Regions from separate parts of the Homo sapiens genome. Here region 1 is linked to region 2. A link is a loop called in an ENCODE intact Hi-C map of the cell type or tissue named here. Cell type or tissue: thyroid gland. All regions are shown on one strand. Each heading gives the region's core, and the rest is flanking DNA. Links, peaks and the distances in the headings are about the cores only. Region 1 has its middle 5.8 kb from the start of SLC35F4. Region 2 overlaps SLC35F4 (solute carrier family 35 member F4).

What was found. A loop is a pair of places that touch in the nucleus more often than their neighbours do. Peaks named below come from ENCODE experiments on the same cell type or tissue, not always from the same donor. Only the 100,000 strongest peaks of a DNase experiment are listed, where the experiment ranks them.
Region 1: a loop joins it to region 2, with 2.4 times the contacts of the local background. A loop is called at or near these places in 15 of 110 quality-filtered maps.

The regions. Positions count from the first base shown.
Region 1 is chr14:57,869,737-57,874,139 of GRCh38, reverse strand. It overlaps a transcript of SLC35F4 not described here. Among named protein-coding and RNA genes, the nearest start is that of SLC35F4, 5.8 kb to the right of the region's middle. In thyroid gland, for the core only: a CTCF peak has its summit at 2,444 (motif pointing right); a DNase peak (open chromatin) is centred at 3,259; H3K27ac peaks cover 438 bases.
Region 2 is chr14:57,684,126-57,688,528 of GRCh38, reverse strand. All of the region lies in intron 1 of SLC35F4 (solute carrier family 35 member F4), which reads left to right. Among named protein-coding and RNA genes, the nearest start is that of SLC35F4-AS1, 110 kb to the right of the region's middle. In thyroid gland, for the core only: no CTCF peak of the experiment used is centred there; a DNase peak (open chromatin) is centred at 1,988.

The DNA of each region.
Region 1 (4,403 bases), core at 89-4,088, 190 kb before region 2:
GATGCATTTGTAGGGACTGTCCAAGCATGGATGTTCTTATCACTTGGCTCCACTGCATAGAAGCAAGTAATACTGATGTCCAAATAACTGTACTTAGAGCACTTTATTAGCTTAAGAATGTAAACATTTTAGGGCTACTTTGAGATTTTACAAAACTTTTTATGTGCTTGTTGTCATGGAGCCCTGTTTTATTATTTATGAGAACATGGAAAGACAGAAGAATTAGAGACCTTTAGTCAGGCTTCATCACATTCCATGGAAAGGAGATAATTGCGATTGCTAAAAAGATGGTGTGCAGGCAGGCGGCACACTCCAGCACATTGCACATAAAACAAGCCATGCTGGAGAATAAAGATCTGGGAAAGGGTTTCAGGGTTTGTCATGTGTGTGTGTGTGTGTGTTTGTATTCACTTTAATATTAGCAAATTATATTTCAGAACACTTGGAAAATGGAAGATTACTTATAATTTCACTCCTCTTATCACCATTTTTTGAATTTTGAGTATCTTAACTATTTTCCCCCTGCATTAAAAAATATGTAATTGTAGTAGACATCCGTATACAATCTAGAATTCTGATTTTTTTCACCACTTAATATTAGAACATAGGATTTTTCTCATCACTTTGTAGTCTTCATAGCAATAGCCATAATTTTAATATCTAAAGTGTATTCTACCCAATGGATACATTGTGATTTACTAAACCATTTTCCTATTTTTGGGACATTTGAGTTGATTACATTATTTTATTATTACCAGTGATGCTATGATGAATACCTGGGTGGCATAGGAATATGGAACTAGTAGAGACTTTAAATGTTACTTGAGGCTCTTTTCCCCCTTGGCGTTCAGAAGAGGACTTTGTTTTTTTCACAGCACAACTGGAGAGGTGCCAGCAAGATAGACTATAATGCAATTGACCCTTCGTGGGATAATGCTATGGGGTAGCCAGGGGGACATACGAAGTTCTGTTATACATTTATGGATTACAGGGGAGAATCAAACCCATAATTTCCACAATGGAAATATTTAACTTGAGGTTTATACAGCCCGTATCACTGAAACGGACAATGGAAAATGTGGCTGCAACTACTGTTACAGCTGCTGATATCCATTGCAGACATGGCCCAGGATTTCTCCACTTGGCTTCCCATTCAAAATTTGGAATGGATGCTGTGATTGGTGGAGCAGGGGTATGTGCCAGTGACCAAGTGAGGAGACTGGGAAAATTGGCATCTTAACCTGAGCTCTTCAGAAAAGAGAGCCTGAGGCAGAGGCAGGGTTTTATGTACTGGTGTATACATATGAGGGCATGTGACTGAGCTGACCATAGTTTAGCATGAAGACTGAGCAGTCTGACTAGTTGCACGATCTTGTGGGCAAGAGGCTGCAAAAGTGACAGCTTCTCAGGGAAGTCCATTCAGAATGGAATGGAGAATTTATACCCTAGCTCCTGTTTCCCATTGTCACAGGTTTGCCCAGTGTTACATCTGTCCCCTGCACTTTCAGGTTGTACGTGCTTGAGCCAAGCAAATGCATTTTCATGTCTCAGCACCAACAAGGAAATGCTGGTGCAGGAGGTTAGAGGTGCCCAGCATTGGCATGAGGTGAGGTGCTGTCAGGCTGTGTCTAGGTGAATCAATGACAATCCATACAGGGTGGTCACTGCAAAGGTGAGACAAAAGAAAATGAATTGGAGCATAAAAGTTATTTGGTGCGATCTTTTTAGCTTCTCTCTTGAAATGTATGCTCTTTCTGTCAGGAGCCTCCTCTCACATCAGCTGGGTACTAAAAAAAAAAAAGGATGAATGTCCACTTTGGTACCTCTGTATTATTTCAGGGCATTTAAAAAGCAAGTTCTACTGATGGGAATCACAGATACTGAAAATAATGATGAAATAAAACCTTGTGAATATATTTCCTGCAGATTAATAGTTCTTGAAATTAAAGACAAAGTCATTTCTGAAATTGCTTTTGGCAATAGTACTCATTCAAGATGTGGATGTATTGAACGTGTATTCTGGAGTCTGTGTTTTATGGATGCATTCTAACGAGTTTCAAATTTTGTGTTCTCTCTGGTTCTCTGTGCCACTCATAATGTTTCTTTCCAACAATTTGTTTTGTCTTCTCTATGATTTGTTGATGAATTGCTTCAAGAACTAGTGATCTTAGACATACATAGTATGTCTTTGGAAAACAAAGGACGAAGAGAATAGAACTTGAAAATTAAATGCAGTATTTATGGAAGGAATTAAAACTCTTCAATTACAGTTTTTAGTAACTTTACTTTGTATGTATCAGAGTCATCCTGAATGCTGATGGTCATGGGGCCAGAGGGAAAAAGAGAAAACCCTTGAGTGTCTAGTATTAGCTCTGACTGAGATGATAATTGCTTTTTTGTTCACAACCAGAATTAGTCACACAGCCCCACTACAACCACAAGGGGGCAGGAAGTGCAGTCCTGTGGTATGCCTAAAATGGGGGAGAACCATGACTATTTGGCAAACAGTAACAATGACTACCACAGCAGGGTTGGCATTTTTAGCAGTTAATGTTACAGAAAGCTTGTGTGACAAGTAATATGCAGCAGGTTTGAGGCTGTGGTGTGCATGGCATTTTTAGACGTTTAAATTACAGAAAGGCTTATTTGTAAAATGAATATGTAGCAGGTTTGAATGTATAACCACCAACACAGCTGTTCAAAAGGGTTTAAAAAAATCTTTATTTGCTTTAAATTACTGTAAATCTTACTCTGAGTCCCTATTCCTCATAAAAATAGTGGGAAATGCAATCTCAGTCTTGTTGGGGCTCCCCTGCTGCAGAGTTATGCAGTCAGGGGAGATCTTTGGCTTAGCTCAGCATCAAGGAGGTCTGATCTTCAGTCCACTGGGCACTGCTGAAATGTGCAATAGTCAAGCCCACATGTGATCCCTCTGGGGCTGGGGACTCTGCTGCTTCTGGACAAGCTGGGAGGCACCAGAATATCTGCTGAAGCTGGGAAGCCTAATGGCTAATGGGCCTGCCTCCCATGGGGCATCACACTATGATCCCTCTGAGGCTGCTCCACTTCACCAAGCAGGACCTGAGTGCCTCCCACACCTGGGGATTAACAGCCTCGGTCCCTTTCCTAGTATGAAGTAAACTCTTCCTGTGCTCATGCTTCCTTAAAGGACAAGAAGAGCTGCTGATCTTGAGCAGCTTCTCTTTCTGCAAAGCACTGAACTTCTGAAGCCACTTATTCCATTGGCACACAAGGTCTGCCTCACGTGATCATTACCCATGGTTGAAAGAATTAAAGGAGACCTGTAAAAGCAATTGCCACAGTGAAGCTCCAAGAGTGTGAATGGAGAGTGAAAGTGTAAATCAACTTCAGTAAAAAACAATGGACAGAGCAGGGGCAGGGCTAGGAGAAGAAAATTAATATTTATTGTGTACCCACGATGTGCCAGGCCTTCGTAAAATATTTTAATATGTGATCTCACTTAACCATCACAGCAATACTATGAAATAGAGAGTATGAGCCCATTTTACAGAGGAGGAAACTGAAGCTCAAAGCGTTCTATGTCTGCATAAAAATAGTACTGATAGCTAATATATATGATGCTTACTATATGCCAGTCACAGTTATAAGATCTTTATGGGTATAAACTCATTTATTTCTCATGATAGTTCCACTATATAGGTGTATATTTCTATTTTAGAGATGAGAAAATTGAGTCATAGAGATTTCAAAAGATTTACCCAAGGTCACGCAGCTAGAAAATGATGAGGTCAGAAATGACTCCTGGCAGTCTGCTCCAAAGTCCGTGCTTTAAACCACTGTGCTGTACTGCCGAGTACAGTATAATGCTGTAGGGAGAAGGAGAAAGAGAAAGACAGAGACAGAGAGAAACATACAGAGAGATAGACAGACACACACAGACTCAGAGAGACAAAGACAGAAAAACAGACCGAGAGAGAGGGAGACACAGGGAGAGACACAGACACACACACACACACACACACACACACACACAGATCATAGACAAATTCTAAAATTTGAATATATATGTTGAAATTACTTAAGACTTTCTCCAAAGAGGTTCAGTGCCTTTCCAAAGAGTTGAGCCTCAAAATTAGTCCTGGGATGCAGCCTGGCACCTGAGGCCAATGAAGAGTGGACTCTGCCCTGTCTTCTCATACAGACACCCAGCCCCTTTGAGCTGAAAGGTAAATTAGCAATGTCTGCCATTGCCTACTATTGAAACAGAAAGGCTGTGTCAGCATTCCAAATGGGGTGGCTGATGACTTGGCAGTTAAATACTCAAAACAACTTCCCTGAAAATGGAATATTAAGAGCATGCTTTTTCTTTCTCAGGTGCCATTTCTTATCACCTGGTTGGCTAGAAGCCAGATGCTTTTAAA
Region 2 (4,403 bases), core at 116-4,115:
GTTGTATTCTGTTATTATCCCTGTCTGAGTAAGCAATATAAAGAACCCATAATCTCATCAAAATAATCCATCGTACCCTGTAATTTATAAAGCTGTCTTATGGTGATGCCATAGTTAAAGATAACATCCATTCTGCCATGCAACAATTTGAGTTGTTTTTCCAAGGTCTTAATATGCTCTTAGCTGCAATCAAACCTAATTTATCCCAAATTTTACTTGCAAAGGAAACATTAGGTCCCACATGTCTGTACGTAGTAGTCAGGAACAAAAAATTAACCAATACCTTTTTTTTTCCTCTATCTCTCAGTCTCTGTCTGTCTCTCTCATGACCTCTGTCTCTCTCTTTTTTGCTTTCTTTCTCTCTTTTCCTCATTAGTAACCCATCCTTTTAATTCCTGGTCAATTTTTGAAATACCAAAGAATGGGCTTTACTCCACACTAATTAATTCAGGCTCTTTATAAATGATATCTATCAGAATTCTCTAAACATTCCTCAGGAGAGTCTAGTGTGCACTGGAATTGAGAACTATCCCTCTCTGGAAGCAAGTCCATATTGATGATTCTACAATCTTGCAGTGTGACAATTCATCTTCCAGTACCACAATTTTAACCTGAATGCGCAGCTGCTTCAGTCTTCATATATGTTGAAAACATTTTTTTCTCAAATTAGAGTTCTCTTGTTTATATTCTTCAGAAATTACATTTTAGGACATTGATGAATGTTTTTCTTTTTGCAAATAAAGGAATCTATCACTAATAGCTCATTAGTTCCTGGTAGACTAAGGTAAGGCCAGTAAAGGAGGTAAACCACAAGGGATTGAAAAGCAGCACCTGCCTCTGTGTATGTCTTGCAGGAGGGTCTCTCCTTTTGATAGAAGAATAAAGGGCACAGGAGGTGGCAGGCAGAGAGGCTAATTAGCTGATATTAGAGAGGGAAAGTGTTAGCTCTGCTGATGCACAGACTGTGGAGGACTCACTAAGGACACGGAGCTTGGAATTCAAAAGAGCTCATTTGCTCTAAAAGATGAGAAAAATGTTCAGAGTGAGAAAGATGTTTCCTGTTTGGAATAGGACAAAGAATACCAGTGTTCAAATAGCAGCTATTTATTGGAGACCAGTCATAGGTGGCTCCAAATTATACACATAGCAGATATATAAACAGGTCTAGTTACAGAGCAAAAAGATGCTCTCCAAATTTAATTCAATACGTCCCATGGTACCATTGTTCCTGTATATGGTTATGAGTTTTCTTGTACCTCTTTGGTTTATAATGTGGATTTTCAGCCAGTGAAACCTTGCCTTAGTCTTCTAGGGCTGCCATTACAAAGTATCACAGACTGGGGAGCTTAAATGAAGGAAATTTATTTTCTCACAGTTCTGGAGGCTGAAAGTCCAAGATCAAGGTGTCAGCAAGTTGGTTCCATCTGAGGCCTCTCTCCTAGGCTTGTAGATGGCAACCTTCTCACTGTGTCTTCACTTAGTCTTTTCTCTGTGTCTGTCCTAATCTCTTTTTCTTGTAAGGACACCAGTTATATTGAATTAAGGGCCATCTTAATGATCTCATTTTCACCTAATTATTCCTATAAAGACCTTATCTCTAAATACTATCACATTCTGAGGTTCTGAGAGTTAGGACTTCAACATATAAATTTGGGGTGGGGGAGACATAATTCAGTCATAACAAACCTAGAAAGAAAATAATTCTTAAGAAATCTAAAAATATAATTAATAAAGACTTTCACAATCCTTTAAAAATTATGTTGGGATCCACATTTTAACATTGATATGAGGTTATCAAAAGCCTTGAAAAATAAATGAGTATCCTTGACATGGGTTAGAAGAAAAGGTCTTGTGCCGAAATGGAATTCTCCATTTGACTTTTGGAGCCAAGATCAATGTTGTCATATAACTGTGATTTTGGACAATCTTCTAACTGCATGCTTGCCCGCCTGCAGTCTGTGCCAAAAGCAATTCAGAAAAAAAGGCTCTCATGCTGAACATCTGAGCTTCCAAGGCAGGAGGAGTGCAGGAGAGGAGGGAGCTGTTAAAAAGGGAACCAAAGTCTTCTAATGGCTTTTGGTAATCGGCCCAGCTGCACTAATTTGATTTTTTGAACTGAAAACCCCAGGATACTGCCCTGAACGACTGAGCTCATGCTGGAAATAGCATCCTTTAAAGAGAGGCTCTAGGGACAGCTTGAGTAGTATAAATAGCTTTAGGAATTAATTTCAAAATATGGGCCAGGTAAGTGAGTAACTGACTCCTTGGTAACATTAAGGCATTTTCAAAGAAGCACCAACTATTTTCATCTCTTAATAGATTTTTATTGAAATAATGACCCAGTAATATGAGAATCAACGCCTCCTCCATAATGCTTTACTTTCTACTTAGAAACTATGGTTAAACATTATGTATTTGGAACTCAGGTTTCTGGTAATCTCGCCCATCTCAAACACAGCCAAGAACCAAGACATAACCACAAAAGGTCCTTGAGCAGCAAATCCCAATGTCACATGTGTTGAAGATCATGTACTTTGTTTCTTGGAGATCTGCTCAGACCTACTCTCATAACTTATTTACTATTGGTTTTCATGTAGTTCAAATGAACATGGTTATCTGGTTTCCAAGCCCAAAGACCAGGAACACCAGATGATAAAGACTTCTGGTGGGCAGTATGCAGCAGTGAGAAGAGTCCCTCGACTGCTCATAAGTAAAATTTTGAAAAGTCTCTAACAAACAAATAAATACAAAAGACAGTCAATTTGAGGGTTGTTTAGTCTCTGGGGCAAAGAGCCTACTCATGTCAAATTACTTTTGAGTGTGTCTCTGTATTAAATTCTTGAACACCAACTAGGATTTGTAATAATTACCCTTGAACAATTAAGGAGAGTGTGATGTGATCAGTAGACTCTGTTTAGGACTGTAAAGAAGCACATCATTGCTCTGAAAGATTCAATCCAAATAAAATAGAATAGGAAAAATGAAAGGAGGTTTATTAACTGAAAAAAGGTAATAATTGTGCCTCTTGGGGAATATCACCTGTCATTACCAATGATGCCTGAAGCCAAAGATTTACTGTAATTGTTCATTTCTAACCAAAGGGATTAGGGCCCTCCTTAATTACCTCATTTTCTGTTCTCTTCTTCAAATTCCCTCAAAGTAACCTAAATAAATTTGGAGTCTACCATCTGATGGTGAAGTCAAGTACTCTACCCTTTCTCTAAGGCCTTACCTGATTGATTTCCTACATGACCTTGACTTTTTTATCTGCTGGTTAGTGCAAATCTCACAATTGATGCCACCAGAAGTGGGAGGCCTAAAGGTCTGATTCACAGAGTTAATAATAATACTGCTTACCCTTATCTGCACTAAAGATATAACCCACTTCTCCCATAACATTTTGAATATCTGCTTCTTCTGGCATTGATAAAAAATATAGATTTATTTATATTTATATACTCTTTTATCCAAATTTCTGGAAGAAATATACACATCACATATAATATAAAATGAGACTTTTCCCAGTATTCTGATATACACTTAAGACCCATAGCTCAAAACAAAAAGGGCTAATTATCCTGTAAGCTGCCCATGACTGGAGCTAAACCCTCCCAGGCAGCTAACTAAGGAGCTACACAATCTACCTACCAACGCTATCCCTCTGGGGAAACTCCTGAGAGAGAGGACAAAAGGAACATTGTTTTCATCAGAACCAAGTGAGATGAGGGGATGCCTGGAAAATCACTCTTCAATATTGAGGGTGCCTGCCTTCTAGAAGAGAAGACTGGCATATGGTGCTTTACTCAACCCACAGATGCATTTTAATGTTTCTGTCAGGAGGGAGGCCAGGAAGAGCTCTTCAGGAGCCACTAGGGCAGAGGTTCCAAACCCCCAGGCTCCCCAACCTCCTGGCTGCACACTGGTACTGTTCTGTGGCCTGTTAGGAACCCAGCTACACAGCAGGAGGTGAGCAGCAGGCAAGTGAGCATTACCACCTGAGCTCTGCCTCCTCTCAGATGAGTGGCGGCATTAGATTCTCATAGGAGCTCGAACCCTATTGTGAACTGCACATGTGAGGGATCTAGGTTGCATGCTCCTTATGAGAATCTAATGCCTGGTGATCTGAGGTGGAAGTTTTATCCTGAAGCCATCCCTTCACCCCATTGTCCTTGGAAAAAACAGTCCCCGGTGCCAAAAAGTGTGGGGACTGCTGCGCCAGAGGCCTAGGGTGGGGGCTGCAAACATAGAGACTGGTGCTCATTTGTGGTCTAGAGAGGCCCGAGGAACAGCCTGTGCCAGCAGCGGCGTGGGATGTTGGGAAGAAGGTGGCAATATCATCCCCTACCCCATTCAGCTCTCCAAGGCACTGGGAGGGTATGAAAGGGAGAAGCTGTGATTCTCAT